Linked DNA regions of Homo sapiens: region 2 is linked to region 1. The links are chromatin loops, found by intact Hi-C in ENCODE. Cell type or tissue: B cell. All regions are shown on one strand. Links, peaks and the distances in the headings refer to the core of each region. The heading gives the core; the rest is flanking DNA.

Region 1 (16,401 bases), core at 4,892-7,391:
TCTAGGCACACAAACTAGAAAATCTAGAAGAAATAGGTAAACTCCTAGAAACAGACAACCTCCCAAGATTGAACCAGAAAGAAATTGAAACCCTGAACAGACCAATAATGAGTTCTGAAATGGAATCAGTAATGAAAAGCTTACCAACTAGTAAAAGCCCTGGGCCAGGTAGATCCACAGCCAATTCTACTAGACAAATAAAGAAGAGTTGGTACCAATCCTACTGAAACTACTTCAAAAAACTAAGGTGGAGGGACCCCTCCCTAACTCATCCTATGAGGCCAGCATCATCCTGATACCAAAACCTGGCATAGATACAATTTAAAAAGAAAATTTCAAGTCAATATCCTTGAAGAACATAGACACAAAAATTCTCAACAAAATATTAGCAAACCAAATCCAACAGCACATCAAAAAGCTAATCATCCATGATCAAGTAGGCTTTATTCCTGGGAAGCAAGATTGGTTCAACCTATGCAAATCACTAAATGTGATTCATCACATAAACAGGACTAAGCACAAAAACCACATGATCATCTTAATAGATGAAGGAAAGGCTTATAATAAAATTAAACTTCCCTTCATGTTTAAAATCCTCAACAAACTAGGCATTTAAGGAACATACCTCAAAATAATAAGAGTCATCTATGACAAAAACCCACAGCCAACATTATACCGAATGGGCAAAAGCTGGAAGCATTCTCCTTGAGAACTGGAACAAGACAAGGATGGCCTCTCTCATCGCTCCCATTCAACGCAGTATTGGAAGTCCTAGCCAGAGCAATCAGGCAAGAGAAAGAAATAAAATACATCCAAATAGAAAGAGAAGAAGTCAAACTAGCTCTCACCACAGAAGATATGATTTTTTACCTAGAAAACCCCATAATCTCTGCCCAAATGCTCCTAGATCTCAGAAACAACTTCAGTAAAGTTTCAGGATACAAAATCAATGTACAAAAATCAGTAGCATTCCCATAGATCAACAATGTCCAAGCTGAGAGCCAAATCGAGAACACTGTCCCTTTCAGAGTAGCAACAAAAAGAATAAAATACCTGGGAATAGGGCCAACCAGGGAAGTGAAAGATCTCTACAATGAGAATTACCAAACACTACTGAAAGAAATTAGAGATGACACAGACAAATGGAAAAACATTCCACGCTCATGAATAGAAAAAATCAATATTGTTAAAATAGCCATATTACCCAAAGCAATTTATAGATTCAATGCTATTTCTATCAAACTACTAACAACATTTTTTTTTCTTTTTTTAAATTTTACTTTAAGTTCTTGTATACAAGTGCAAAATGAAACTACTAACAACATTTTTCACAGAATTAGAGAAAAACATTCTAAAATTCATATGGAACCAAAAAAGAGCCTTGGTAGCCAAAGCAATCCTAGGCAAAAAGAACAAAGTTGGAGGCATCACACTTCCTGACTTCAAACTATACTACAAGTTCAGTATGGCACTGGTACAAAAACAAGCACATAGACCAACGGAACAGGTTAGAGAACCCAGAAATAAAGATGCATACCTACAACCATCTGATTTTCGACAAGGCTTACGAAAACAAGCAATGGGGAAAGGACTCATTCAATAAATGATGCTGGCATAACTGGCTAGCCATATGCAGAAGATTGAAACTGGACCCTTTCCTTTCACCATATATAAAAATCAACTTAAGATGAATTAAAGACTTAAATATAAAACCTAAAACTGTAAAAACCCTGGAAGATAACCTAGAAAATACCATTCTAGACATCAGCCCTGGCAAAGATTTCATGATGAAGATGACAAAAGCAATTGTAATGAAAACAGAAATTGACAAATATGATCTAATTAAACTAAACAGCCTCTGCACAGCAAAAAACAAACAAAAAATACTATTCACAGAGTAAACAGACAACATACAGAATGGGAGAAAATATTTGTAAACTATGCAGCTGACAAAAGTCTAAGACCCGGAATCTATAAGAAAGTTAAACAAGTGGACAAGTAAATACCAAATAACCCCATTAAAAAATGGGCAAAAGACGTGAACAGGACACTTCTTAAAAGAATACATACATGAGGCCAACAAGCATATTAAAAAATGCTCAACACCACTCATCATCAGAGAGATGTAAATCAAAACCATAATAAGAAACCATCTCACACCAATCAGGATGGCTATTATTAAAATGTCAAAAAATAACAGATGTTGGCAAGGTTGCAGATAAAAGGAAATGTTTATACACTGCTGGTAAGAATGTAAACTATTTCAGCCACTGTGAAAAGCAGTTTGGAGATTTCTCAGAGAACACAAACTACCATTAGACCCAGCAATCTCATTACTGGGTATATACTTAAAGGAATATAAATTATTCTATCATAAAGACACATGCATGCATATATTCATCACAGCAGTATTCACAATAGCAAAGACATGGAATCAACCTAACTGCCCATCCAAGTGGACTGGATAAAGAAAATGAGCTACATACACACCATGGAATACTACACAGTTATAAAAAAGAATGAGATCATGCCCTTTGCAGCAACATGGATGGAGCTAGAGTCCATTATCCTAAGTGAATTAACATAGGAACATAAAACCAAATACTGCACATTCTCACTTATTAGTGGGAGCCAAACACTGAGTACACATAGACCCAAAAAAGGGAATAACAGACACCAAGGTCTACTTGAGGATAGAGAGTGGGAGGAGGATCAGAATAACAAAACTATCTATCAGGTATTAGGCTGATTACCTGGGTCACAAAATAATCTGTACACCAAACCCCTGTGACACACAATTTACTCATGTAACAAACCTGCCATGTACCCCCCAAACCTAAAATAGAAGTCAGAAAAAGGAAGAAAAAGTTAAAATTGAATAAATCCTTTTAAGAAATCACCATTTTGTGACCCTGAATGAATTAATTGGCCTAGATATTGATGATCAATGGCTGCAATCATCACAAAAAGAAAGATTTTCAGACATTATGTGGCTCTTGGCACACACCACCATACAATTTATGAAGTAGTCTTGCTAAAAACATCACACCTAAACTGATCTAACCACCCTTTAAAGGAAACACAGAGGAGAGAGGAACATATTAAAGTACACCATGAAACTGCAGTTGGCAAATCCAGGCTATGGAAGATTCTTCAGGACAAACAACCCCGATTCTTTAACAAATAATGTAATAAAACAAACAAAATGACAGAGAGGGGGAGGAAAATTATAGATCAAGAGACCATCAAAAGCACAGCAACCAACTAGAATGTGCCTATCTTATTTGGATCCTGACTACAGCAAATTGTTAACGAAAATTATGATTTTATGATACTATTGGAAATTTGAACACCAAATGACTACTTAATGATATTAAAAAGTTATGTTTAAAAATTTTAAGTGTTATAATGAAATAATGATTATGTAAAAACAAAAGCCTTATCATTTACAGATACAGACTGAACTGTTAATAGCTGAAACATATGCTGACTGGGATTGCCTCAAAATAATACAAGATGGAGTCTAAGTGAAACAAGATTGGCTGTGAATTGAAGACAGCTGAAGTATATACAGGTGTTCAATATTTTATTCTGCACACTTTTGTGTTTATTTGAAATTGTCCATACTAACAATTTTTTATTATGCCTAGGACCAGAGTCTTTATAAGTGGGTACTTCACATGCTCACAAATAAAGAGATACATCATTTGTACACATTCATTATTAAGCTTTTTGATATGCAATGAGAATTTTCTTAACAAGATAAAGCTCTAGAAATGAAGGCAAAAATTACTCATTCACAATTGAAGTCTAGCATTTATATAAGATCTTATAGACATGAAACATTAGTCTAAGAGCTTTAACTCATTTACCTCATCATAGCACTAGGGATTAGGTACTACTACTCTGCTTTAGAGATGAGGAAACTAAAGTAGAGGAAGGTAAAGTATTTTGACATAGTAAAGTGGGAGAGCCAGGGTTTGAACCTAGACCATTCTGTTCTAGAAATTGGCTCTTAAATTTTAGTCTAATTCTGTGGCTATTGAGCAAGTTTCCATGTTTTAGGTAGGATCTAGATCAGTGGTGTCCAATCTTTTGCCTTCCCTGGGCCACATTGGAAGAAGAATTATCTTGGGCCACACATAAAATACACTAACACTAACAATAGCTGATGAGCAAAAAAAAAAAAAAAAGTAAAAAACTCTCATTATGTTAGTTTACGAATTTGTGTTGAGTCACATTCAAAGCTGTTCTAGGCCGTGGTTGGGACAAGCTTGATCTACATCAAAAGAAATAGAGGGACGTTATTCTAGAACAAGGGAAAAGTAAAAGAAAAGGCACAAATATATGGATTAGCAAGTTACTTGCTTTAGGTAAAGCACAGGATTCCGAAAAAGGAAAATTCTATGAAACTAAATTGGAAAGGCAGGCAGAATCAGGTTGTAGAAACCACGAAGGGCAAGTTAGGGATGTCTGGACATGCTCTTTTAGCCATTGAGGAGGCACTGACTCTTTTTGAGTAGAACCCCGGCATTGTACTTTTTGGAGAGTAATGGAGCTAGTTATGTAGGAAAAAATTAGTGGGTAAAAAACTTAGCGGTATGTAATTTACTTAGAAACCTATTCCAACAATCTAGGCAAAGGCAAGGAAAGCCAGAACTTAGGGAAATGCCATGGGGCTGAAAAAGAAGGGCGGCTATGAGAAATGAGATGTGACAGGAAAAGAGGGGAGAAGCAAGAGTTCATAAAAATTACAGGTTTCAGACCTGTGCAAAGCCCAGAAGGATGGTGATGTTATCAGCACAAATAGAAAAGAGCAAATGCAGGAAGAAAAGCAGATGTGAAAGGAAAGCAGAAGGGTTTTGTTTTGAACATGCTGAACCAAAGGAATAAATGGGACATCCAGGAGGAGATGTCTAACAGGTAGTTGGGTAAAGTAGACCAGACTCCAGGAAAGATATCAGGTTTAGGTTATAGATTTAGGAACCATCCTCTTGAGAGATGATGATTGAACTGATAAGACAAGTTGAGACTGCTGAGGGAGGAGGGGAAGAGGTTTGTTTTGAATCTCCAACGGTATTATCAGTCTCTTAACACGTGGGTGTTGTTTTCTAGTTCCTTTTTATTCCACCAGAGCATCTAGCACAGAACTCAGTAAACTTTCTTGTCTGATACATGGAAAGGTATAAGAGGTGCTAGAAGTCTTTTCATAAGCAGTAGTGATTTCCCAAATGATTCCGGTATAGCATTTATTTATCAGTAGCAACGATCATTTGTTTTATTAATTTCTCATCTGGGAACTAATAAGGAAAAGCCAACTATTAAAAGCCCACATATGGTGGAGGGCAGAAGACCCTTTTCAGATACTTCATGCAAAATCCTAAGCACTAAGCACACTAAGTAATGCTTATCTTTTGGCCTATATTACTTTAATAATGGTGGTGCTGTAATTCACTATGGAATTTATAGTCAAATCTAGTGAATATGAGGAGTACAGGAAATGACATGTAACCTTTTCACTGCCTTTGGTGTAGTAAACCACTGATGAGGCTGCAGTTAGAGAATGAACATATAAGAATGGGGAAAGAAAATGGTAATAATGCTGCACTTTTGCATATTTAAGTCATTTCGAATCTGGTGTTTAAAACTTCTTTAAAAAACAAAATAAAGATCTGTTTCTTACAGCAGGGTCAATAGTGAACCATTTTTGAGTCTTTTCCAGAACCTGTATGAGTCAGAGTATTTGGTTTAAAGCTTTAAGGGTCCAAATAATTATCTTTCTTACATGCTGTACTCAGTTTATTCCTCCCATGTCAGAACTAGATGTTCATACTTAATTCTAAACTTTTCACATTTCCCTTTTACTGTAACCCTGGGTTGAGAAAGCCCACTACTTGAGTAAATTTTCTAGGCAATTTTCTGGTATTAAGAACTCCATTCCATTAGGGGCTCTCTCCAGGAGAAGGAAGAATGTTAGGAGGCTCCCAAGTAAGCATGGCAGGGAATCCTTACCAACAATCAAGAACCAACCCCACAAGGCAGTTAAGCACAGCTGGGAGGTATTTTGTTAGATTCAAGTCCTAGAAGCCAGTGAAAGAAAGAGCTGTGATACAAACGGTGGTGCTTATGTCTTTCACATTTGGAAAATTTCACAAGCACATAAGGACCTCTAGCCGATTCTATATGTTAAAAACACAGTGTTGTTTGTGAAACCAAGCAATCGTTTTAAGGACTTTCAAGTCTCTAGTGTGAGATTTGTTTCAAATTTATTTCAGCTATCAGAGTTGATCCTTCTCAGTAGCCAATGATGAATTTTCCTTCAGTATAGCCGTATGTCTGGGTCAAGAATAAGTCTAATTTTCACTGAGTCAAGAGGATAATGTTTGCACTTGTAAAATGAGAAAACAGGAAAAACAAATTTAGACATAGAGTTATTAGTAAATAATAAAATTCCATTTTTTATAATTCCACTTTGAGGAAGACTGTAGGATAAATGAACATGACAGAAGGATTTTATTTTGCTGTGTTTTGTTTTGTGTTGGTGTAGCTAGTGATGTGCTGCAGATAAGAGTCAGTTATCATTGCTGAATATCCATAGGCCTTGAGTGGACACCTTTGGGATGATGCCTCTTGATTTTGAACAACAACAAAAAAAGATTTTTAAGGAATATCAAAAGTCATGCCTGTAGTCCCAGCTACTCGGGAGGCTGAGGTGGGAGGATCTCTTGAGCCCAAGAGGTCAAGGCTGCAGTGAGCTGTGTTTTCTCTGCTGCACTCCAGCCCGGGTGACAGAGTGAGACTGTCTCAAACAACACAACACAACACAACACAAAATGAAACAAAATACAAAAAGTATCCAAAATCTTAGAAATAGAATTTCTAATGGGCAATTGCACTCAAATATCTTATTAATGCATTTTCCAATTGCAGCTACAAAGTTAGAGCTCCATGTCTCAGTCTTAGAGCCAGAAAGCTCAGTGGCTTTCTAAATAAGACCAAGTTGGGCACTGGAGACCAGAACTGGTTTCAAAATAAGCATTACTTGAAGAAAGTTTAAGGAATTGTAGTATAAACTCTGCGGTCAAAGTATATATGCCCAGAAGTTCGTTCTAGATAGGGCTTCACATATTTAGTACATTATGTGTATAGGTTTGCACATTAAAATAACTGCTCTCAAACTTTAGTTGTTATGCAACCATCTCTAAGAGAGTTTATTAAAATGCAAATTCCCAAGGCACATGCCTAGACTTCTGATCCAGGGGATCAGGAATGAGGCTCAGAAACAGGCATTTTAAGCACCCACGAGATTGTGATGTAGGTGGTTTTTCAGATCACGTTATGAGAAACACTGGACATAATTTATACCCAATGCTTCTCATTGAAGTATATCCATTGGTAACTAACAATCAATAACCTCAGCTTAAACTGAAACATATAATCCCTCACATTTCTGACTTATAAAAGGAGGATTAATATATATATATGTGTGTGTGTATATATATATATATATATATATATATATATAAAACGTGTAAGTCATTTAACATTTTACTGGCAGCTATTATTTTAATTGACACTTTTCTATGTATGTTATTTGAAACTAAAAACAATGTAATTAGCGGCAAAATTTGCTTTCTTCCTGACTTTGTAGACTGTCTTACTGAAAAAGAAAGAGTTCTTTATTTTCATTTTTCATGACTAAGCAAGACAAACATATTCAAATTCTAGGTTACTGAAGCAAGCTCCTTAAGTAGAATATGACATGAAGAATATATGTTTTAACAAGGCCCTGAACTGTATTTTCCAAAGACCCTAATGGGCCCACTAGACTTGTTATAATCTATTAAGTTCAATTTATGTAGGTGGAAAGTCCTTAAATATGCATTTTATGATAATATGCCTTTTAAGATGTCCCCTGATATATATTACACACACTACTAGACTATAATGGCTATTAACTCAGTAAAATTAATAATATGCATTTTTAAATGCCCTAAACTTTCAAAGACTCTCAGGAGAGACATTTCTGAGCAAAGTTTTGAAATAAGGAAAATTTTCACAGTTTTTTAGACAAAGAAATAGAAGTTTAAGGAATTTTTGAAAACGTTCAGTAATGGTGAAGGAAACTTAGGTTCCAGGGTCCTGGCTGTTTGCATATATACTCAGCTACTTTTTTTTTCAGAAGTCCTATCTTCTTATTAGCATGTCTCTACTTTCCACTCTTGATACTCATTTTAAAGTGGTCCTAATTTTCCTGATTAAGCTATCTCTTCAATAGACCTGACTGAAAAGTCTCTGAGTCATCTCTCATCCTTCACCCCCTTTGCTAATGTTGCTGAACTCGCCACTGGACCATAGACCTCTGGATGGCAGTAAGGGTGTTTCTCTTCTGAGGAATGAGTAAAGAAATGATGATGCTGCTTTCATGTTTGGCATTAGTCATTTTCAACTGATTCTCTTAAAGTCTCTTCCTCTGAAAGTTAGTACCTCACTACTTAAACAAATGGAATTATTCAGTTAAAGATTCCAAAACCATCCCACACAACAAAACTCATATTGAATGCCATTTTTAACCTTGTACTATTAAAATTTCAATAGTGAGGAATTCAGTTTCAAGTTTTATCTTACCCAAGGAAACAATTCTTCCCTTAAAAGACATGTTTTGAGGTGTACTTTGTATTCTGATCCCAACTACAAGTGGGTAGGGAGACATTTTGAACCTACCCAAATTAAACCTAATGTTTTTTCTTCAAATGTTACCAGTTCTTAAATGCAGCTCTTAAATTACACATTTGGTTATTACATTTGCATTAATTATTTCTTTAAAATGAAGAAAATTATCAATCTCCTATGGAAATAGGTTTTAGGCTGGCTAATCTCAGATAACTCCCGAGCAACATTCAAACACTCAATGATAGAAGACTAATGGCTAAAATGTCCCCAAGGAAACAAATAATCTTTCAAGAACTATAAACACAGCTAAATTGTCATTAAAGTATAAAGTGAAAGCAAAGTTTGGGGGACTTCCATGTCCTTCGCATATATATTTCTCATTAACTTTTTGTGAAAAAACTAGGAGGCAAACATCAGCCAACCAAGAGAATGATACAGAAACTTCAGGCAAAAGATTGACAATGAACATAGGTTTCATTTAGCTACAAGACTAAAAATAAGATAAAAATTAGGGCTTGCGACTTAAGAACAGGATGTAAATATTATGAATACCAAAAAATGCTAAAATTATATATCTGACAAAAATTAGAAGGAAGGAGAGGAAAGAGGGTGGCAATAATGGGTAGTTTAAGTCCATTATCTTTTGTAGTGAGGTGTTAAAAGATTGTCTTTAAAATCAACTTAAGTTGCCTTTAAAACCAAAATACGTAACAAAGATAAGCATATTAACAATACCAAGGTAAAACTAAAAATATGTCATTCATTGACATCAGAGAGTGGCAGGGATGGAAGAAGTGGAAATATGTTAATTCAGCCATTCTAGGGAAGGAAATCAATAGACACTGACTGCAGAAATAGAAACTTCACTATATTTTATGTAGTTCTCCTTATAACCACTGGAGCAAAAATTTCAAATTTTCAGGAGAAACATAAACAAAGCAATCAAAATAAATAATTAAACCCATAATGTAAAAATCTTTCACAAAGAAACCTTCAGACCCTGTGGCTTTTTGGTGAATTCTTAAAAACACTTAAGGAAACATTAATACAGATATTACACATACTCCTTCTGGAAACAAGAAAAGGGGTTATTCAGTATTCAACTCATTTTATGATCCTAGCATAACTCTGATAGCAAAGTTTGACCAGAAAATGACCAGAAAAAAAAATCTTAAATTTTTATAAACATAGGTGCAAAAATCCTAATCATGATAGTAGCAAATTGAATCCACTTATACACAGAAAAAATTATGCATTCTTAACAAATGAATTTTATTCTAGGAATCCAAGGGTAGTTTAGCATTTGAAAATCAATCATTATAATTCACCACATTAACAGAATAGAAAGAAAATTATATTACCATCTCATCAGATGTGGAAAAAGCATTTTTAAGTTCAATATTTGAATAGTATTCAAAGAAAATTCAGCAAATTATATTCTCAATATTCATATTCTAAGAAAGGGTCTCTACAAAAGCCTACAGCATACTTAGTGATAAAATATTGAATTCTTTCCCCTTAAATTTAGAAAAAGAACAAGAATGTACACTATAACCACTTCTTTTCAATATTGTAGTGGAGGTCCTAGTCAGTAAAATATGGCAAGAAAAAAAATCCAAGAAATAAGATTTGTAAAGAGAAGTAGAAATTTATTCACAAATTGCATGGTAGTCTGTGAACTATTAGAATTAATTAGTTAATAAAGCAAGGTGGCCAGACACAGGTCAATAAACAAAAATCAATGTATTTTGATATACTAGAAGCAATTGGAAGTTAAAATTTAAAAGTATTCAAAATAGCATCAAAAACGTCAAATACCTAGTCATAAATCTAACGAAAATTATGTAAGAACTCTACAGTGAAAATTAAAATACATTACTTACAGGCAATACAGGAAACCTAAATAAATAGATATATTATGGATTGGATGACTCTATACTATTGCAAGGTAAATTCCTCCCAAACATCTATAGATTGAAAGAAAATTCATTCAAAATCTCAGCAAGTTGTGTGTATGTAAGTGTGGAAATTGGCATGTTGATTTTATTTTATATTTATTTATTTATTTATTTATTTATTTATTTATTTATTTATTTATTTTTGAGACAGAGTCTCGCTCTGTTGCTCAGGCTGGGGTGCAGTGGCAAGATCTTGGCTCACTGCAAGCTCTGCCTCCCGGGTTCACGCCATTCTCCTGCCTCAGCCTCCTGAGTAGCTGGGACTACAGGCGCCCACCACCAAGCCCGGCTAATTTTTTGTATTTTTAGTAGAGACGGGGTTTCACTGTGTTGGCTAGGATGGTCTCGATCTCCTGACGTCGTGATCTGCCCGTCTCGGCCTCCCAAAGTGCTGGGATTACAGGCGTGAGCCACTGCTCCTGGCCGGGCATGTTGATTTTAAAATTGATATGAAAATGCCAAGGTTCTAGGATACCCAAGATAATCTTAAAGAGCCTGGTGAGGAATTTTCCCTACTAAATACTCACTATAAACATCAGCTATAATATTTTGGCAATATTGTATTGTTAAAAGTGTAGGCCAGGTGCAGTGGCTCACCCCTGTAATCCCAGCACTGTGGGAGGCCGAGGCAGGTGGATCACGAGGTCAGGAGTTCAAGACCAGCCTGGCCAACATAGTGAAACCCCATCTCCACTAAAAATGCAAAAATTAGTCGGGTGTGGCGGCAGGTGCCTGTAATCCTAGCTACTGGGGAGGCTGAGGCAGGAAAATCGCTTGACCTGGGAGGCGGAGGTAGCAGTGAGCTGAGACTGTGCCACTGCACTCCAGCCTGGGAGACAGAGGTAGCAGTGAGCTGAGACTGTGCCACTGCACTCCAGCCTGGGAGACAGAGCAAGACTCCATCTCAAAAAATGAAAATAAAAATAAAAAAGTGTAGACAAATAGACCAATGCATCAGAACAGAATTATTCTTCTTAACTCCCCCTCTTTTTTTCTTTCTATATCTTCATTTTTGTTCTTAAATTGCTGCTGCTTCCACCATGATCCTCACATTGTCATTGCTATGATGGCAACAATGATGGCAACAATCCTGGCATTATGTTTGTCATGCTCCTTGGTCATTTCATTTGTGTATTATTGTAGCAGCTACTTTGCTGCTTTTCCTATCTTTAATCCATTTCTCTTGTGCTTTTCTTGAAATTAAAAAATTACCTAAAATATATTTGTAATTTTATATAAATCCTTAAATACATGAAACATATATTTTAGGACAGATTTTAAAATGTTTTCTTTGCAAGACTTGGCATGGGCAAGGGAACATATGCAATGCATGTATCTATGTATGTAATGTGATATATATTTATACCTATATTTTATGAATATAACATTTATAAATTTAAAAGTTTATAAATATAAAACACATACAAAATTTATGAATGTTAAATGTTTTTTTAAATATGAAGAATATATATAATATAATGTAAGTTCTGAAGTAAGACAATAAATCATACTCTCCTCTCACTTTTTAATTTCTTTTACTCCTTTTCTGGATGCCAGACTTTTGTTATTAACTTTTAAGTTTGTAAGTATTTTTCCAAATTTTTACTCCAAACTTATGTCATCATAAGTTACAATAGATGCACACATACATACAGGCACAATCAGGATTTTAATCACTTTTGTTTTAAAAATTGGTTATATTATATACATTTTTCTGCATTTTTTATTTTCTCCCTCATCATCACATTCTACATATCAATTTAGATTACCCAGCAGAATCCTAATTTATTCAGTAGTTCTATAATACTCTATGATATAGATGTTCCATAATGTATTCAGGTGTTTTCTTGTTAATGACACTCACTCAGTTCCAGTTTTCTGCCCCTACAAAACACCATTATATTCCACATTGGCAAAAACTCTGTATGGTTTGTTTTTTGTATACCTAACAAGTAATACTATGTTATAACATTTGTGTGCCAACTCTGTGAGCACTGTTCTAGGAACCCAGCAAATGTTTGAATTTAACAGAATTTGTGTTAGGAGTTGTATTAAAGCTTATACCACTTAAAAAATAAAGGCCATCACATGCATGTAATATATTTATATAAGTCAGATTTTCAAGAAGGTGATTTCTAGGTAAAAAGATTATGCATTTTTTTCATTTTTGAATAGATATTACCCAGTTGCTTTCTAAAAGAGACTGTAGCTCTACACTTACCACCAGCAATGTATGGGAATGCCTTTGTCCTTGAATCACATCCAGCAACAGGTGGCAGGCTAATGGCTGTAAAGCCAAATCTCATAATTGCTTTACATTACATATCACTGACTACCAGTGAATCTGAGCCTTACACATGTTTACTAGCATTAGAATTTTTCTCTTTAGCGAGCTGCCTATTCACACATTTTGTCCATTTTCAAATATTGAGTTGTCTTTTCTCAGCTTTTAAAAACTCTTTGGAACGTACAAATGTTAACTGGTCACCTATTAATTATATTTTATCAGAACAATTATTTCCTACTTGATTTCGATTATGACTTTACCACTGAAACATTTAATTTTTATATGTCTAATATGTCTATCTTTTACTTTACAGTCCCTGGGTTTCAAATCTTGGTTAGATATACACTTAATCCTGGATTACACAAATGTAAAGTATTTATTGCTTTGTTTTGATTTTTATATAAGTCCTTCATCTATCTGGCATTTATTTTTATATAGGGTATAAAATAGTTTTTCGTGGATAGACTCGGTAGTGCCAATGCACCTGTGGAATAACCCATCCTTTCAACTGAATAACTGAATAAAAATACAAAAGTTATTAAATTAACTTCACATAACTTCTGAGGCCAGTTTCTAGATTCTCAGGTTTAGTCTATCTATCTTTATTCTACATGATGCAATATTTATTTTGTTACTATGACATTATAGAATGTTATGATGTCTGGTAAAGCAAGTTCACCCTAAATTTCTAAATTACTACATTTCTCTTTCTCAAAAAATTTTTGACTATTTTTAGTTATTTATTTGTTCATATAAACTTTAAAAAATTTTACCAACTTCAAGACAAAATTTAAAACATGTTGGAATTCCTGTTTGTATTGCATTACATTTACGTATTAATTTTGAATTACTGAACTTTTAAGGTTATAATTTTAAAGAAAATGGTGTATCTACATACATTCATTTAGATTTTATTTTACGCCCTTTGATTTTGTTTGTATACATCTTGTCCCTTTCTTATTCATATTTTTCCAAAATTCTTATTGCTTTTACCACTTATATTAATGGAATATTTCCCATTACATTCCTAGATGTTTAAGGCTAAAATAAACAAAATCTATTGTTTTTTAAATATATCCCTGGTATCTAAATTCTAAATTTTCTCCCAAAGTCTCTTAGATTTTCTACCTATAGAGTCAACTCATTAGTAAAAAAAGGTAGTTTATCTCTTTTTTCTAGTGCTACATAGGTTACTTAATTTTCTTGTGAAGTAATGGTTATGGCAATTTTATCTCCTTAAGTCTAAATTCTGCATATTTCATTTCTAATCTATTTTTGCCCTTTTTAAGAATAGTATTTGCTGCTGGCTTTTAGTAAAAATATTTCATCAATTCCTATTTTACTTGAAGATCTTATTAGGAATGAATATTGCATATTATCAAAAGCTTCAGCATCTACTGATATAATCATTTAACTTTTATGCTTTAATTGGCTGATGTATTATGTTGATATATATAACTTCTTAACATGAATCCACCTTGACTTCATAGTATTATCCTACTTGATTTTTCTTTTGCTGAATGGTTGAATTCTGTTTGGTAATATTTATTTAAAAATACTTGTATCTATAACAATAAATAAAATATAGTTATATTTAAAAAATTAGATTTAGTATTAACATTATGCTGACTTCTTGGAGGCTGTGGATCTTTCCTTTAGCCTAGAATAGTTAAAATAACACTGGCTACATAAAACCCTGCTGAAAAACCCAATTAGTCCTGGTGCTTTATTCAATGGTAGATTTTGAATCACCTCTCCAATTTCTTCCACAGTAATTAGTGTAGTCATATTTTCCAGTTATTCTTGGTCAATTTTTTATATTTTTTGAGGAAATCATCCATTTTCTCTAGGTGATCAAATTTTTGTTTCTTTCAAATTACACATATAACAATAGTCTCAGAATTCTTTAAGTCCATCTACTATCTGTGGTCATTTTTTTTTCTTATTTCTAGCTTGTCTTTTTTCTATTTTCTGTTTCCTTAATAGAATAATTTAATTCTTTGTGTATTCATTTTCTTAGTCATTTATTAAATCAGGTGTTTGATTTGTTTGTCCCTTCTACAATTTTTAAAATTTTCTGTTTCATTGATTTTAGTGACCATATTTATTAATTCCCATCTACTATTTTGTTTCGGGGCTATTTATTATTATTATATAAGATAAAAGCATATTTTCATTATTTTTATATTTTCTTCTTTATAATAACCAGATTTGACACTATGTATTTTCACCTTCATTATAGCTTTTGATATGGTCCATATGTTTTATATAAAGTATTTTTCTTGTGCATTGATTTTTATGAATTTTCCTTTTCATTAACTCTTTGGTTCCGGGGTTATTGAGGACTGTTTTCTTCATGTATTGGTTTCTTTATTATTCTTTATATCAAGGAATGAGTCTTACAAAATGTCTACTTTTCAACTTAAGGTGAGTTTTTTATTTTTTTTGTCCAAAGAATCATAAATTTTTCAAACTGTTCCATGAACGTATAAAAAATTATCTATTGGATAAAATGCAAAACATTATCTCTTTATCTCTGTGTCTGTCTCTCTTTCTCTCTCTTTCTCTCTCTCTATATATGTATGTATATGTATCTATATGTATACGTGTATCTGGCAACAGCTATACTTCAACCTAACTAGAGATATAGCAAAAGTTTCAGGTGCCAGCTCAAATTATACCTGAAATTTCTTACTCCTCTTCTCAGGAATCAGGAGGGAATGATAGCAAGGCCTGCTGTTGACTCACATACTGATCAGTTCACAGAGGTAACACATATAGAATCTCTGGGGATTCTTGTGACAATTTGAGGAGCAAGATCACAGCAAGAGACTGTGTTTCTGGCTAGTAAATTATTGAAATTTAGATCAGTAAAATTTTTTTTTTCAATATGACCATGGCCATTTATTAGCAGGTAAAGCAAGAAACTTACCACTTATTCTTGATGATCAAATATTAAATCTTGTTTGATTCATGAAAGAAATGGCTACATTTCATGTTCTTTCTTTTCTTTCTTAATTAAGGACAAAATAAAATATTTGGATTAAGTTGCTTCAGGAACTTAACTAGCAAAATAAACCTAGATAGAGGCCACATCTATTATCCTCCACTGGATTGAAATGTTCAGTTTCTATAAATTGCAAGAATAATAAAAATAGAAAGTTTCAGAAATTCCTGGGAAATGCCAAGCAAAAAGTTTAATTAAATTGTTACCTAAGCCAGCCTGAACCTTTCTTTTTTTTTTTTAAGTTTATTATTATTATACTTTAAGTTTTAGGGTACATGTGCACAATGTGCAGGTTTGTTACATATGTATACATGTGCCATGTTGGTGTGCTGCACCCATTAACTTGTCATTTAGCATCAGGTATATCTCCTAATGCTATCGCTCCCCCCTCCCCCCTCCCCCCACCCCACAACAGTCCCGGGTGTGTGATGTTCCCCTCCCTGTGTCCATGTGTTCTCATTGTTCAACTCCCACCT
Region 2 (16,401 bases), core at 6,319-8,818, 150 kb after region 1:
GGCAATAAATAAAAGCCAATTTTTTAATTGTCTATAATTATTCAGTAATATTTCAGGTTCCATTTACTCAGTTCTGAGCCAGGCACCACCAGGAGTAGGAGGTATAGGAAAAGGGATGGAAATGAGTGAGGTCTGACTGTGCCCCCAGGGAGCTTAGATTCTAAAGGAATAGACAAATATGTAAAAATAGACTTTCTGGTTCAAAGTGGAAAGACGTGAGTGGTAAAAAGCACGTTGAGAGTCTAAAATAAAGGAACAATTCTCACCTAAGGGAGCAGAACAGAAATGTTTTAAACTAGGTTAAAAATACAGCATAAGCAAGGATTCTGAAGTAACAAAATGCACAGTCATTTTAGGGGCTAATGAATAGACTAATGTCAACTGAAGGCAGGGTGCAAAAAATCTGAAAAGTTGTTAGGGGTCAGATCTTACAAGAAATGTCATACTTTATTCTTTTTGCAACTGACTGCAACTACAAAAATTTTTGCACCATGTATAATCATTAGTCTCAAAAATATTTTTCAAAATTGACTATTTCAACAGCTGAAAGTGCATTTCTGGCTATTTCAAAAGTTATTTAAATAATTGCTATGCCATCTGAAGATTGGAAGGTAATAAAGCACATTGTTTAAGGACAAGCTGTAAAGTCAGACTGACTTGGTTCAAATCCCATATCTGCCACTTACTAGCTGTATGACTTGAGCATGCTACTAAATCGCTCTGTGCCTCAGTTTCTTCATCTGTAAAAGACATGTTAATGGCATATAACAGTAATTCCACAAGGGTAGCCTCTAAGAAAAGAGAGACAATGACCATTGCAATGAGTACAAAATGGAAAAAGAATAACAAAATTCATGTGGAAAGTAAAAAATCCATCCATTGGTCTTTATTGTTTTTAACATCTTCCTTTTTAAAAATCCACATTCCCAGCAAGAAAATAAAAGCAACTTATCAGGAACTTAAGTATATATTACTCAGTTATATGCATAAATTTTTTTGATCAAGAAAAAGCAAGTAAATAAATACCCCTACTCTCATGCATGAAGGCACTGGTTCTCAAAGTGCTGCTCCAGAGCAGCAGCAGCAACAGCATCCCCTGGGCCTTGTTAGAAATGCAAATTATCTTGCCCCACCCCAGACTTACTGGATCAGAAATTTTGCGAATGGGTCCAGCACTTGGTCCTTTAACAAGCTCTCTGGGTAATTCTGATACTAATGTTTGAAGACCAAAGCATTAGACATTAAGCTTTGCCCCAATTTGTAGGAAGCTATCTATAGGTACTTAGGGAGAGGAATCCCCTCCCCACTTTACTGGAAAAGGTAATGGAAAACAGCGTATATGAGGTGGGCAGAACTTTTAATTTGGGAACCATTTGAGAAGCTGCCTTGTGTTTCTGTGAGGAGATGTCATGCCAGTTATGCCAAATATATTTACATATCATCTTCCCGGGAGACAAGGCAATTTTTTTAATGTAGTCATGTACATTCTTTTAAAGTTCTTAGCCAAGTTTATTATAGTGCCAAAGACAACTTGAGATTTGTAATGAGAATAAGAAAAATGTTAATGAAAAATAAATACGTAAGAAACAATCCATACTCTTCCTAGAAGAAAACTTAGGGGAAAAGCTCCTTGATATTGACCTTGATGATTTTTTTGATAACACAGCAAAAGTTCAGGCAACAAGAGCAAAATTAAACAAGTGGCACTACACCAAACTAAAAAGATTCCTAGTAAAAGAAACAGTCAATAAAATGAAAATGCAACCTATAGAATGGGAGAAAATATTTAAAAACCATAGATCTAATAAGCATTAATATCAAAACAATATATGAAACTCACACAACTCAATAGCTAATAAAAACCAAATAGCCAAATTTACAAATGGGCAATGGACCTGAATCAAAATTTGCCAAAGAGGACATGCATATGGCCAATAGAAATGTTAAAAAGTGTTCAACATCATTAATCATCTGGGAAACGCAAATCAAAACCACAATGAGATATTACCTCACACAAGCTGAGAGATAACAAGGGTTGGAGAGGGTGTGGAGGAAAGGAAACCCTTATATATTGCTGATGGGAATGTATATTGGGACAGCTATTATGGAAAACAATGTGGGTGTTCTTCAATAAATCGAAACTAGAAGTACCATATGACCCAGCAATCCCTCTGTTGGGTACATACCCAAAGGAAATGAAATTAGCACCTCATAGAGATATCTGTGCTCCTTTGTTCTTTTCAGCATTATTTATAATAGCCAAGATATGGAAATAATTTAAGTAGCCATCAACAGATGAATAGATTTTTTTAAAAAAATTATGGTATATATCTACAATGGAATATTATTTGGCCTTTAAAAGGAGAGATATTGCCATGTGACAACATGGATGAACCTAGAGGACCTTATGCTAAGGAAGTAAGCCAGACACAGAAAGAAAAAGACTGTATGATTTCACCTATACGTGGAATCTTTAAAAAAATAGTCAAATAAATAAAAACAGTAAAACAGTGGTTACCAGGAGCAGGGAGGGGGAGGAAAAGGGGAGAAGTAGGTTAAAGAGTACAAATTTGCAGTTATGTATGATACGTTTAGAGATACAATGTACAACATGAGGATATAGTTAATAATATTATATTGTATTCTAAAAATGTGTTAAGAGAGTGGATTTTAGGTATTCTCAATTCACTCACACACCCACGGTAACTATGGAAGGTGATGGATATGTAAATTTGTAGTAATCATTTCACTCATTTCATTATGTATATGTGTGTAAAAACACCATGTTATACATCTCAAATATATACAATAAAAATTTTTAATAAGAAACTATAAACAAAATGTATATTAAACGACCACAATGAAAAAAAAAACTTTAAAAGTCAACAAAAGCAACCAACTTTAAAAATTTCTGATGTGTTAAATCTTCAAACACACATGGAATTCACTGGCTAGAAGATACTGAAGCAAATAGTTTTGTAAGAGTGAAAAATGATACATTTATATAGCTAAGAATAGAACTAGCCGTTATAGTACCTAAAATAAAATTACAAGGACTATAAATCTTTATCCTTTAGGGTATACTGCTGGGATTAGAAAGAAAATCTACTTATGATTTATGATCTTAACAGTTCTGAGATTTCTATAAGTGTTTTTTCTTTTTCACTTCTTAAACTTGCTTTGGCCAACCTTACTATGGCATTTGGAGCTTACATTTTGTAGTGGAAATATACCATGTAAGCATGATCCATGTTCAGTGTCTCAGTAACAAATATTCCTTATTAATACATATTACCAAAATACAGCTTCTTGTGAAAAATAAATTTGAGTCTAAGTATTTCAGAGTATAGCAACAGGAAGTGCAAGAAAATGCGGTCCACTATATGTGGATTGAGGTGTTTTATCAGTCAAGTGAGAGTTGGTAGACTTGGCTTAAAAGCACCATGTCATAAAACACAATAGCCAAGTAACATCGGTGTAGGCAGGTTATATACAGACAAAGCATAGCATAGACTATTACAAAAATATAATGAGAAAAAGGATGCTTTCTTTAAGGTCATTTATTAACAGCCCTTAAGTTTGATCTACAGAGAAATTAAAGTGCTGAAGTGAGACAATTACCTGGAAAGACTGGGTAATTAAAAAAGTTTAATTTTTTAAGTTATTCCAGCCTTTATCTACTTTGGTTGTTTATATTCAGATCACTGAATAATCACCCAATTGCCCAGGTAGCTTTGAGTTATAAATGAGCATAAGTTGTTTACCCAGGGCAAAAATAAATGAGTTTTCCACTGTAAGACAGAGCTAGGAAATCAGAAAGGGAGTTGATCAGAACCAAATGTCCTAAAAAGCTTGATGCAGAAGTAGTCAAAGTTGCAATGGCACACAAGCGGAAGTGATGTAAAAAACATCTAAAATAAGGGAAAAAAGATTAATCCCGTGGTGAAATTTCAGTATTTGTGGAGTCTGAATGGAAGAGATATTTTCGTTCTTTTAAAAAAAATTTTTTTGTAAGCTCCTGAATTTCCAAGAAGGCAATTTAAACCAGTCTTTATGAGAAGGCAATAATTTAAAAACAAAAATAGGAGCAGAATTAGAGTAGATTAATAATAATATGAACTAGACCTGTGACCTCCAATATTTGTGTTTCCTGCCCTTAAAATTTCTGATCTAGATTCCTTAACCATCTCAAAGAAATTCTGAAGAAAAAATGGTAAATGAAGGAAAAGCTGTTCACAACACATATTCTCTGATGCTGTCTCCTGATTATAGTCTTATATTCTTTATCTGGGTGGAATGTGCATCATCAATAAAATGTACATGTATTTCATTTCTGACCTCAAATTTTTTTTCACATAGTCTGATAAATGTTTATTCCTTACAAACAGCCATGGTACATTTTATGCCATTAAATTCTAACAACACCTCTATGAGATGCCAAAGTGGTTATTAAACCTATCAGGTAGTATACAAAGAGTTAGCAAAACAGAGGTCAGCCTGAGTTTGAAGCCAGGTTCTGCCTCTTACTAACTGTGGAAGTTTGAGAAGTTACTTAACCTCTTGATGCCTCAGTTTACTCATATGTAAAGTGGGGACAAAAATATTCCCTCCATAAAAGGGTTGTTGTGAGATTTGAGTTAATGCTTATAAAGTACGTGGAGCCATGCCTGGAACATAGTAGGTGCTAAATAACTAGGAGCTGTTAGTACTCTATTTAGAGTTAGATCTAATTTTGAAATCTCAGTTCCATGTGTCTTATAGCTGTGTGCCCTGGGAAAATCCCTTCATTTATTTAACGCCTTCTTTCTTCTTGGATAATTTGGAGATTTAAAAAAATCAAAAAGAAATTTCACAAGGGTGTCATGAAGACTTAATGGGATAAAATGTGTCGCAGTTATTTGTAATGTACAAGGAATAAAAGTTGACCTAGACGGCTAAGAAGTTTTGGCGCCAGAAGTCAACTGTATATATATAATACTAACTTACTTAGACACCAATGTTCACTGACTTTCTGACTCTGGGAGTACATTCCAGATTTGTTCTGTAATAAAGGAAAGTAAAACTGATCCTTAACCCATCAAGGCTCCTGTACTTACCATGGAAAATGACAATGTTAAAAATTACACTTCTGACAAAAGTTACATGTTAACAATAGCTTTTCTTTTCAGTATGAACATCATTCTCAGTTTATGTGATAGTATTGTAATCAAAGGTTCAGAAAAGCTAATGAAATACTATAAAATGTCAACTGTAAAAATAATTTTAGTGGAACGAATTGGAGAAGTGGAAAAGACAAATTGGTTAGGAATAAGACCATCCTAATAATTAGCCATTAGAAAATGGTCTCACTGAGCAAAATAAAGGTCACATGGGGGTCAGCTGCTAAGGTTCTGAATTATCAATCAGAAAGTGGATAATATTCAGAAATCAATGGAGAAACTAAAGACTTTAAGCCATGCAACACAATCAACAATGAATTACACTTACATAAACACTTTCTTCAAGTCTCCAAATACATGGCAATCATGACAAACGAGGCAAAAGTAGGTGGAAGGTTGAGGAAGGAAGAAACTTGGCTTTACATCTGGTGATGGGGCAATTTTAAGAGTTCCTCTTCTGATATGGGTTTTGAATATACCGAACAGGAAATGAAGGTCTTATCCTAAATTCAATGGCATTTCCCTCAAATGGCAAGTGGTTTCTCCAAGATTGTGTCTAGACAAAGGAATCCATGACTGGGTGTGGCAGTACCTGGGCACGTCCTTGTTCATCAGTCCTTTTGGTCAGGGGCTCTGACTTGGTTGTCCTTCTGGCTCCTGCAGTGTCAAGGATGGTTTTGCACAGTAGTCAGTAATTAAGTGTTTAATGAATGAATCTTCATATATGTCTTACCCAGTCATTTATTAAAAACTTGACGGAAAAAATCATCTTCTATTTGTTTATATTCTTCACAGTATATATGGTATAATGAATGTAAACATAGACAATTGTTAAAAATTTAATTGGAAGAGTTTTTATTTGTATTTTTGAGAAATTATGGTATTAATACATATTGTTGATCCCTTAGTGACTAGGAAAATTGTAAATTAAGATCATTTATATCAATTATAAGAAATAAAGCAAATAGTAAAAATGTACAAGTTGATCATTTTCATGTGCTTAAGTTCTACTGTAAAACTAAAATTTATTATGAAAATACTTAGGCTGTTAACTAGGCACTGCCACTGATTAGAGAGTTAAGTTTGGAAATTTCACTTTTATTCATAGTGTGATAGAGTTGGCTATTAGATTAAATGAGATAATACATAGGACAGTACATTGAACAGTATAAACCTAGAATCATGCCATGCTCAATGTAAACAGGCACTAGGAAAGAGACTATAACCAATTTTGGGTTTTCTTTTTTTAATGTCACAATTGTAGTTGTAGAAAACCCGATTGGTTCTAGAATTAGACAAACTTATGGCCAAATCCTTAGAATGGCACTTACTTACTGACTTTGAGGAGTTACTAATCTGAGTGCCAAACTCCTCATATGTAAAAGGGAGGTCATTCACTTATGCCTTCTTAGATTTCTTCAAAAGATAAATATGAAAACATATGTAAAATGTTTAAATCAGTGCCTGGCATGTGGAGTATGCTTGTTTGTGAACATTTTATCCCCCTTCCTATTCTTTTTTTCTGCTCTTCTATCAACATATCCTCAGAAGGGTGGACAGGGAACAATGAGAATATTCAGGAAAGGGAGCAAAAACTGCTATGAAGATGGAAGAAACAACAACCATGTGTTACTACTGGCTCTTCTCCTTCCCCAAAAAGAATTTAGTCTTACTGCCTGTACTTTCTCGCCTTGTTAGGTAAGGTAGCTAGTCTTGATAAAGCAAAGACCTGAATGTTAATTCTGGCCAAGAGTTTGACTTGCATAACACGAAATATTTCCCTTAACTATTACTCTAGGCTTTATTTCTTCATCTGATACTGGTATGTCTCATAATTTTACAAGTGATGGATAAGGGCTGAGAAGTGGGGCAGGAAATAACTAAGGCAATCAAAAGAGAAAAATATGCTTGTAAAGCACTTAGAGCCATGCTAATTCTGAATGTTATCCACTTTCTTATCCCCTAAGAAAGTCTGTGGAAGAAGAAAGAAGAAGAATCAAATATGAAACTCATGAAATACATCCTTAATAAAGCCCTTAAATTCCATTACTCTAAACGTCTGGAATTGACTTGAAGTACTGACAACTGTAGAGCACCATCTAGTTTTGGCCTCTAGAACTGCAACCAAGTCTTCTGATTCTCAATGGTACGTAAAGTTAATTCCCAGCAGGGGGAAGGAAAACTTACTTTTTAGTGTTTTTAGTTTATTGGTTAAAGTTCTAAATTGGCTGTTTCTTCCCCCATTCCCTCAGAAAATAAGCACGCTTTGCAACAGCTGTTGTTCATTTGCCATATTAGAGTTTCTTATGGAAAATAAATCATTCATAGGTAAATATGAAATATAAAACAGATCATAATAGCAAAGGTTTATGTACATTTAAACACAATGATGTCAGTGGTTTCATTATGAACTTCGTTCTCTGGTGCTTATGAATCAGCAGCATAAATTCGCAGTAAGTGTAATCTTGGTGTATAATGAACTCCAGTGTATTTTAGAAACAATCTAATTTTAATAAAATCAGTATTTTATAAAAAGAACAAGATTCCAGTTAACAGTTTTAATACCAAAAGTATCTTTTAGTATTGAATGGAAAATATTTTAAAACAAAATGTTTTTGCTATCTGCATTTTTTCACGGCTTAAAGATTACATTATACATTTCAGCTAATCATTTGTACTGCCCTTTTTGGTCAATTTAAATATTCCTCCAGTTGAGTTTATTGTGCATGTGTAACTATTTAGAAATAATTAAAAGAAAGGAAATAAAATTTTACAAGGGTTTTTAAAAGAATGAGAACACAGATTGATTTAGTTAACTGGAATTTTGTTCATAAAAAGACATCCTTCATGCTTGACAACTCACCATAGTATTCATGTTATATTCCTACATAACCTTTAAAAATATTTATTAGCTACAAAAAGAGTAATCACTTTTGATTATTCTGACAAAAATCTTTGGAAGTTTCACATTGAAAAATGTCATCAATGCTTCAAAATTATAATACTTTAAATTTATGTAGGACAGTAGTATCTCAAAACACTGTTTAATATATCACCTATTATCAACAAGCTTTATGTAAGAGGCCACTTTAAGTGCTTTAACCTATATTTTTCTATTCCTTAATTGTTCTACCTATACTTAATTAAACTTCTGGTTTATTTTTTTCTTCTTGCCGTGTAGTTGAAAATGTGTTTATTACTCTAGGAAAATATTTAACTACCCAATGCCAGGATTCAGTGGCTACTGGGAGCAGCGAAGTCTTAGTATTCAGGCCATTTGACACTTCTCAAGAGCTAAAACATAATTAGGCAATACTGAACCTGATGAAGGGCAAAATAAAGCATCCTTCAGTATAGCCACTTCTACAACACCCTGAAGAATTAGTCTCATCCCAACTGACCCAACCATACACTGTTCTGAAGAGGATTCAACACATTTATCAGTTGTTCTTAAATAATCCCCTTAGTCCAGTTCCAACCTTTCAACATTGTATCATATTGTTAGTTTCTATAGAAATTTTATTTCCAATCTTTTCAAAAATATTGCTTAGGACTGTAATCCAAAGCAAGCATTACTGAGCCACTTCTGGGTAAAAAGTGCACCTATCAGACAATAAGAAAGCAAATTTAGGGGAGCAAGAGGAAAATTGTCAAATCACTGGCTTTCCAGATAAGACAACTCTGAGTTTTAGTAAGGTACAAAATGTGGAATGATCACCTCTGTCAAAATTCAACTAGAATGTTTTGGACATTTGAATAAAATTGGCAGATTTAATTATGCTTTTTATTTTCAAATTGGTTTTTGGGACTCAATGCAAACATTTGAAATGTCAAGGATTTAAGCTATTTGTTAACCAATTTACAAATAGGAGCATATATATCTTACTTTGCAAAGTTACCTAATATGTTTTTTTAAAAAGGTAATTAATTTGTAAATATATATTCTTTTCTCCAAAACAAAATTGCTCTTATCTTATGGTTTTCTACAATACAGAAACAGTCTCTGAATATATAACTGCCTAAAGGTTTCTACTTTTTTATTTTTACTCATCTAGATAAAAAATTCAAAACTAATATATGAACTATAGTGCTCCTGTGCGGTGAATACTCCAAAAGGGCAAATTTCTTAGAATCATTAGAAATACAAAAGTTAAAGAGAAAAGCAAATAAAAGTTGAGGGGGATCGAATCTTTATGGAATTACTGCAGCAGTTGGTAGATAAGACAATTAGGCCACATTGATAGAGAAACAAATGCACAAACACATGGAACTTTGATCAATCATCTAAAGTTGTTTCTCTTGAGATCATGATGAATAAGCTTACAATATCTGATGAGAAAGAATCCTAAAACAGGTACAATCATCCCTTGGTATCTATGGGAGATTAGTTCCAGGGCCTCCCTCAGATACCAAAATCTGAGGACGCTCAAGTCCCTGAAATAAAATGGGCTACTATTTGCATATCGCTTATGCACATTCTCCTGTATACTTTAAATCTCCCATAGATTACTTATAATAGCTGATACAGTGTAAATGCTATGTGAGTAGTTGTTAGACTGTGTTCCTTAGGGAATAATGGCAAGAAAAAAAGTCAGTATAAGTTCAGTACAGATGCAAATATTTTGATCCATCATTGGTTAATTCCAAGGACATGGATCCCATGAATACAGAGGGCCAATTATACTATGTTTTGGGAACTACTCTTTTTTTATATAATTTTTTAAATTAAAAAAAATAAAGACAAGGTCTCACTATGTTTCCCAGGCTGGTCTTGAACTCCTGTGCTCAAGCGATCCACCTGCCTAGGCCTCCCAAAGTGTTGGGATTACAGGCGTGATCCACCTTGCCTGGCCAAGGAACTTCTCTTTTTTTGTCTTGTTTTTCTTAAGTTGGTTTTGTCTCTGGTTATTGCTAGAGGGAATTTGTCTCTAATTCTAAATTTCTCTGGGAAAAGCAACTTTCTATTAGTAAAAATGTTAATGAATTACCAATGATATCTTGAAACTACAAAAGTGTTCCATGTTAAATGTGCATTTTATAATGATAGAAACAATCCAAGTCTTGAATTACATGGAATCTTGTCTATCAATGTTGATTTGCTATTAGAGAGTGACCAGACAGTGACAAGAGCAAAAAATTGAAAGCAGGCAGAAAGAATCAGCTAAAGCACAGAGTTGAAAGAGGTGCAGAGGCCAATCTCAGTAGCAAGTCATAGCTGACAGAATGTGTAGAATGCTGGCATAGCAGGATGAGATATGTCATTTCATGTCTCTTGAGAAACATGACAACCCCATAGATGTAGCACACTTCTCATTGATTTCTATTTATCCTTTAAACTAGAATAGGCAGCACAACACAGAACTGTAGTAGTCTATCCAAACATTTTCCCTTTTATATTTACATTTTCCATGAAAATAAATTCAATGAAACCTGAACAATAAACCTAAATAAAGCTAATGGAAATGATTAAATCTATCAAGTGAAATTTAATTTCTCATTGGTTTATACTCCTCTTTATAAATTCTGGAACCACTGGACATCTATTGGAATGTTCAGTGGTGTAAATTCTGGAACCATTGAGTATAGAAATGTTGAAAAATTGAAAATCCTCATATCATCCCTATGATACTTTTGATCCAATCCTCTACAGTTTTAAAACAAGAGTCCATGATTTGTCATTTTGTTCTGTTATAAATTTATGTGACACATGGAGGTTTTTGCTAATTATTAGATAGGATATAAGTCATTCAAAATTAATATATCTACTAATATCCACTATTAAAAAATGCAGACCAAATCAAGGAGTTTGGGTTTTTCTTTCTTTTTTTTGTTTTGTCTGCCACAGTGTAGTGCACCTTATGGTCACCTAACACAACAGTTTCTTTTCCATGTTTGTAGAATTCCCACCACATGAGGCAGAACTTGCCTCCCACCATTAAAGTTGAAAATATGAAATAGTCTCTTTCCCAGCTAAGTGCACAGCACAGGTGGCAATTGTGTTTTCACCAGACTACATTTACGGTGTGATTTAATCATTGTTTCTTGCTGCATAGCCTTTAAGTTGTGTGAGTTCCCCAATACCTGTTTAACAAATCCATTTTCTGCTTAAATCAAGCAGGGTTAGTTCGTTGGCCGAATGATAGAGCAAATGAAGAGACATGGTTGCAGACCACAGTCTATCATGACAAAGGAGGGAAGCAAAGGGTCTAATATGTGCCCGGGTGGAATGGAAAACAGTGAAAATCCTGTTTATATTAATTGATAGGACTTCAGAAATCACAGCATCAAATTATTTACTAAATCATCTAGGACGAAATACCCACTGAATACAAGGCTTTGGGGAAATAAGTGGCCAATCCCCAGGAGTAGTTTGAAGGGCTTGAAGAATTGAGAGACTTAATTCTTGGGAAAGGGTAGTTATTTCTAATGGTACCACTCATACATAAAGAGAATGACAAGGTGAGGGAGGATAGCTAAGGATCTCTCTGTCCTACATTTATGGGGCAAATTTATGCATTTGTATGATTTTGTTTCCTGGACATATATTGCTCTCAAGAAAATTTACAGTGGCATGGGTGCCCGATGGAGCACTAGTACGGGCTAAAGTCACTCTTTTCACAATATATTCAGCTTGAATTTTGAATGATTTCCCCCATATTGGAAAGAGTCAGGTACAATTAAATAATTAAATCCAAGATAGATAAGAAAGGAAGTAAAAGAACATGTAATCCTTAACTGTGTTAAAATTTCCACTTCAAGATAAGTGAATTGTGTCATTAGTTAGGCAGGTTAAGGTATAGGGCATGCTCCAGCACTTGAAAATGCAGAGTGCAATAGAGAAGTTGGGAACAAAGAGTGAGCAGGAAGCTGAGGACAAGCATACAGGAGAAAGGTAACTTGACAGCAAACATTGGCCTCAATGAGAGGAACAAGTGTTTAAAGACGACTCAAACAAGACTCAAGTAAGCATTGACACCAACTTAATCTCAAATGCAGGGTTTAGCAGCAAGGGAATCTGATTAGTTGTTCAATTTGTAAGTTGGCAGAATCCCCACCCCTTCACATTTCCTAGGGAACGGGGACTTACAGTATTACAATTCGCTAAGTCAACGAGACCTCGATGACTGGCTTTCATTTAAGTTGATGTCTCAGGAGGCTCAACTGTTTAAGATTTTTTAAAAAGAACTGAGATAACTAAGGACTAACATATACATGTGAAAGTGGGAACCCAACCTATTAACTCAGGCCTATATTGAAGATGAGTAGGGAATACAAGGATTTAACGTTACCATAGATACTTTACCAATAGCACAGGAGTTTTTGGTCAGCACAAGAGTTGTGCAGTGCAAACAGATTCCTAATATCAGAGAGAAGGCCATTTCCAAAGTCCCTGATAACAAAATTTCCCGCTTCAACTAGGACTCTTCAAGACCTAGACTGAAATTGATTTTTTAAATTGTGTGGCATCCATTTGTATGGCACAGCATTCACTGAAGAAAACAAAACAAGTCAAGGGTTGAAAAATTGCCTAAGATGTTGTTTAAAAGATTTTGCTGTCATGTTTTAGAGATCACAGGGAATAAGAGTTTTTCAGAAGACCAGAGATGGTCATTGTAGTCTCCAATTTGAAAAAAGAAAAACAGATAAATCATTTAAAAGTAGATTAAAAAATAGAGGTAGACTTTGCTTCTTGAAAAAATTCCATTTGGATCATTAAGCAGAGAAATTTTCAACTTTGGGGAAATAATGTAGTAAACATTAAATGAATTAATGAGTCATTTAGATAAGATATACCAAGATAGCATCATTTCCTTTTTTAAAAAACAGTGTTTCTAGACTGGTGGTAAATAAAATAAAAACGAAAAGTGTAGTCCACAAAATATTTGATTGAAGCCCTTTTTGATAACCTGTGAAAAAGATAGTGAAATATTAATTGAGTAATAGTATATGTATTAACAATGTAAATTGTTTAGAAAGATGTTACACACTGAATATGAAGTTGAAACTGACTTTTTCTGACTATAAAATTCCTTATATATTAAGGACATTAATTATTTAAATTTTTTATAGAAACATAACTTAGGCCAGGAGGCCTAAGATGGAGATAATGCAATTAACTTAGAAGTATATAATCATCAGATACCTTCTATTTCCCATTTCTTTATAATTTTCACATTTTCATTACAGTTACTTCTGTTAATAGGCTTTGATAGGGAAGAATCAGACGGAATTGGGAATTGAGATTTTTATCTTGCTTTGGCCTGCATTTCATGGCACCTTTGTGTTTCCTTTGTTAGATGTGTTACAATAGATAACACTTTTTCCAACATCCTGAAATTTCTTCTCTGAAGACAGGACCACCTGGAGAACATTCTGCTTTTTCATTTCATGAGTTCTGATAAGAATGAACTTTGATGGCAGTCTCTCTATTTAGGTGAATGGTTTGTGTGACCCCGTTGCTCCTCTTGCTTTGATCTGTAGACATTCATCCTGAGTAGCACACTTGGAATAGAGAATCTTGTGTGCCTGAGAGATTCTGAAACTTTTACCAGGCTAATGATAGTTCATGCAGAGAAGTAGAAGTCACAAATATTGTATAGATTTTTAAAAGTTCTCCACTTGTCTTTCTAACGGAAGCCCACCTGTTCATCATGGAATGTGAGATAAGAGTCTGAACTGCAATGGAGCTGGAGAAGATACTGCATTACAGTTAGGGATTTAGCTCATTTTAGGTTTAGTTCCTAGGCTTGTGCTTGCTAGTGGACTTCCTGAAGCCATCATGTTTCATCAGTTTCTATGAGACACACTGTGAGACACAGTGTCTTCTGCAACCCTGGGTTCTCAGGGTAGACACAATTTTAAAAGTGTAACTTTTCTCTTAGGCTTCCATTTTTCTATTTTCCTCATAAGAGTATTTCTCTGCTTATTAGATTGTTACTCTTGTTTTCCTACCTTCCAAAGGGTGGGTTTTCCCCACAAGAAATTATCTTTTAGCCTCTTTTTTCTTACTGGTCAACCCTCTGCCTTGATGATCTTAACTAATTTCATGCCTCCTAACATATCTCCTCTGTGAGAATGACTCCCACCTCCCATTTCTAGTCCTGATCCCTTTCCTAATCTCCAAATTTAGTTTGCACTGCCTATGCAGCTTGACAGAGCACTCAACTCAACACTTCCAAAACGTATTTTATATTCCCATACTCTCAATTCTCAGAAAATACAAAGGAAAGAAATCTTGTTTCTCCTGAAAGAATAAAATAGGCCAGACAAAATGGCTCGTGCCTATAATCCCAACTTTTTAGGAGGCCAAGGCGGGCAGATCACTTGAGCCCAGTTCAAGTCCAGCCTGGGCAACATGGCAAAATGCAGTCTCTACAAATTTTTTTTTAAAAAATTAGCGGGTTGTGGTAACATGCACCTGTCGTCCCAGCTACTTAGGAGGCTGAGGCAGGAGGACTACCTGAGTCCAGGAGGTTGAGGCTGCAGTGAGCCATGATTGTGCCACTGCACTCCAGCCCGGGTGACAGAGTAAGACCCTATCTCAAAAATAATAAATAAATTAATTAATTAATTAATGGCTTTTGTAACTAGTACCACTAACACTATATTCCCACTCATCAAACATGAAAGTTCAGGATTTAAAAAAAAAAATTCCATTGTCATAGACTATATCACCTACTGTAATATATTTTACTTGTAATATTTTTTACTCTGCCTCCTGTTGTTCATTTTAAAACTACTCCCTAGTTCAGGTCCATTTTGCTTTTTACTATTATGATAGTTTTCCAGTGGATTCCCTACCTCCAAAGCATGTTATTTATTGTTGCAACATTTATTCTTAAAATGTAGGAGTAATTATGTCACCTTCCTGCTTATAATCCTGAAAGGCTTCCTATGCTTTACCAAATTAAAAATAAAAACCTTGTCTCACATCTTGACAGCAGCTGTATCCTACTCTTTAACTTTATTTTTCATCATTTATACCAGAGATGAGGACAGTTTTTGCATCACTTGTGCCCAAATCCCTGGGTGCCTGTCAAGATGTGTATTTCTAAGGTACGTTTTTTACCTACTGAAGCAAAATCTGTAGGTGTGGAGGCTTAGAATTTACAGTTTCAAAAACCTTCTTATACACTTTAAAGTTGTAGAAACATTATCCAAAATTCAGTCAAAGTTGTCAATTTGCTGATTGTCAAATATGGCCTATGCCTTCTTGCCTCTTCTCTTTATTCATGCTCCTCCCTCTTTCTGGAATCCCCTTTTCCTTCTGATCTCTTCTTAGTTAAACCCTATGCATTCTTCATGAATTACCCATACCACATGCCAGGCCCATTGTAAGTGTTCCCACTAAACAAATGACTTATTTTCTTGGCAAGTTCCTCAACTTCTCTAGGTCAGAATTTCTTCAAAGTCAAAAACACTGTTTTAAACTAAATGATCTCCAAAGTAATGTTCTTCTTACAAATTGTGATTCTTGTTTTTACATCTGTTTTGGTACTTAGCACAATCTGTCTAATGTTATGTATTTGTATGCTTGTCTTTGGATCTTTATACTATAAGGACCTGAAGAATACAAACTACGTCTGTTGCTATCTGTACTCTGCCGTGCTTTGCAACATGTGTGTCATGTAAGTGGCTTAAAGGAGGTAGACAGATATGAAATTTTTGCTATGCTTTTGCATCCTGGATTTTCCTGCCTTGACCATAATAATCTGGGCATATGTGCTTGATTTATATTGAAAATGAATCTGATGGTCCTTCTAAAAGATTAAATATTTAGTATAATTAAATACTACAGTGTTAATGACATTTACTATGGTATTAACATAAAGGAATGTGCAGCATGAGACATGGACATCAAAATTCCATTATAAGAAGTAACATTTTTAGTTCTCTTCTGAAGCATTTTGATAGTTCAGGGCATTTATGATACTAGTAACTTCTTAACATGAATAATAGGTCAACTGTAATTCAGTGTTATCAAAGAAAAAGATCTATTTGAAAGAAGTCAACACATAGAAGTTAATTACATTGATTTCTGTAATGCAGAAATAACTATTTATATTTAAGTACTTTGAGAAATGTGTCTGAAATTTAGCCTGCAATATTAGCAGGCTGTCCAGGGATTTTACTGTTTCTGGATATATACTGATATATTCTCTGATAATGAGAACAAATTTCCACTAGCGTATTCAAGAAATAATTAGACAAATAAACTATAGCAAGAAGAATGATGATTAGA

Evidence for each region. Hi-C counts contacts between places; a loop is a spot of excess contacts. Peaks named below come from ENCODE experiments on the same cell type or tissue, not always from the same donor. Only the 100,000 strongest peaks of a DNase experiment are listed, where the experiment ranks them.
Region 2: it touches region 1 in a loop (2.3-fold over the local background); 6 of 110 quality-filtered maps call a loop at or near these places.

What each region holds. Positions count from the first base shown.
Region 1 is chr6:69,977,346-69,993,746 of GRCh38, reverse strand. The region is part of intron 11 of COL19A1 (collagen type XIX alpha 1 chain); the gene reads right to left. Among named protein-coding and RNA genes, the nearest start is that of COL19A1, 120 kb to the right of the region's middle. In B cell, for the core only: no CTCF peak of the experiment used is centred there; no DNase peak of the experiment used is centred there; H3K27ac peaks cover 1,449 bases.
Region 2 is chr6:69,826,761-69,843,161 of GRCh38, reverse strand. No RefSeq gene overlaps it. Among named protein-coding and RNA genes, the nearest start is that of COL19A1, 32 kb to the left of the region's middle. In B cell, for the core only: CTCF peaks have their summits at 7,059 and 7,260; a DNase peak (open chromatin) is centred at 7,261; H3K27ac peaks cover 798 bases.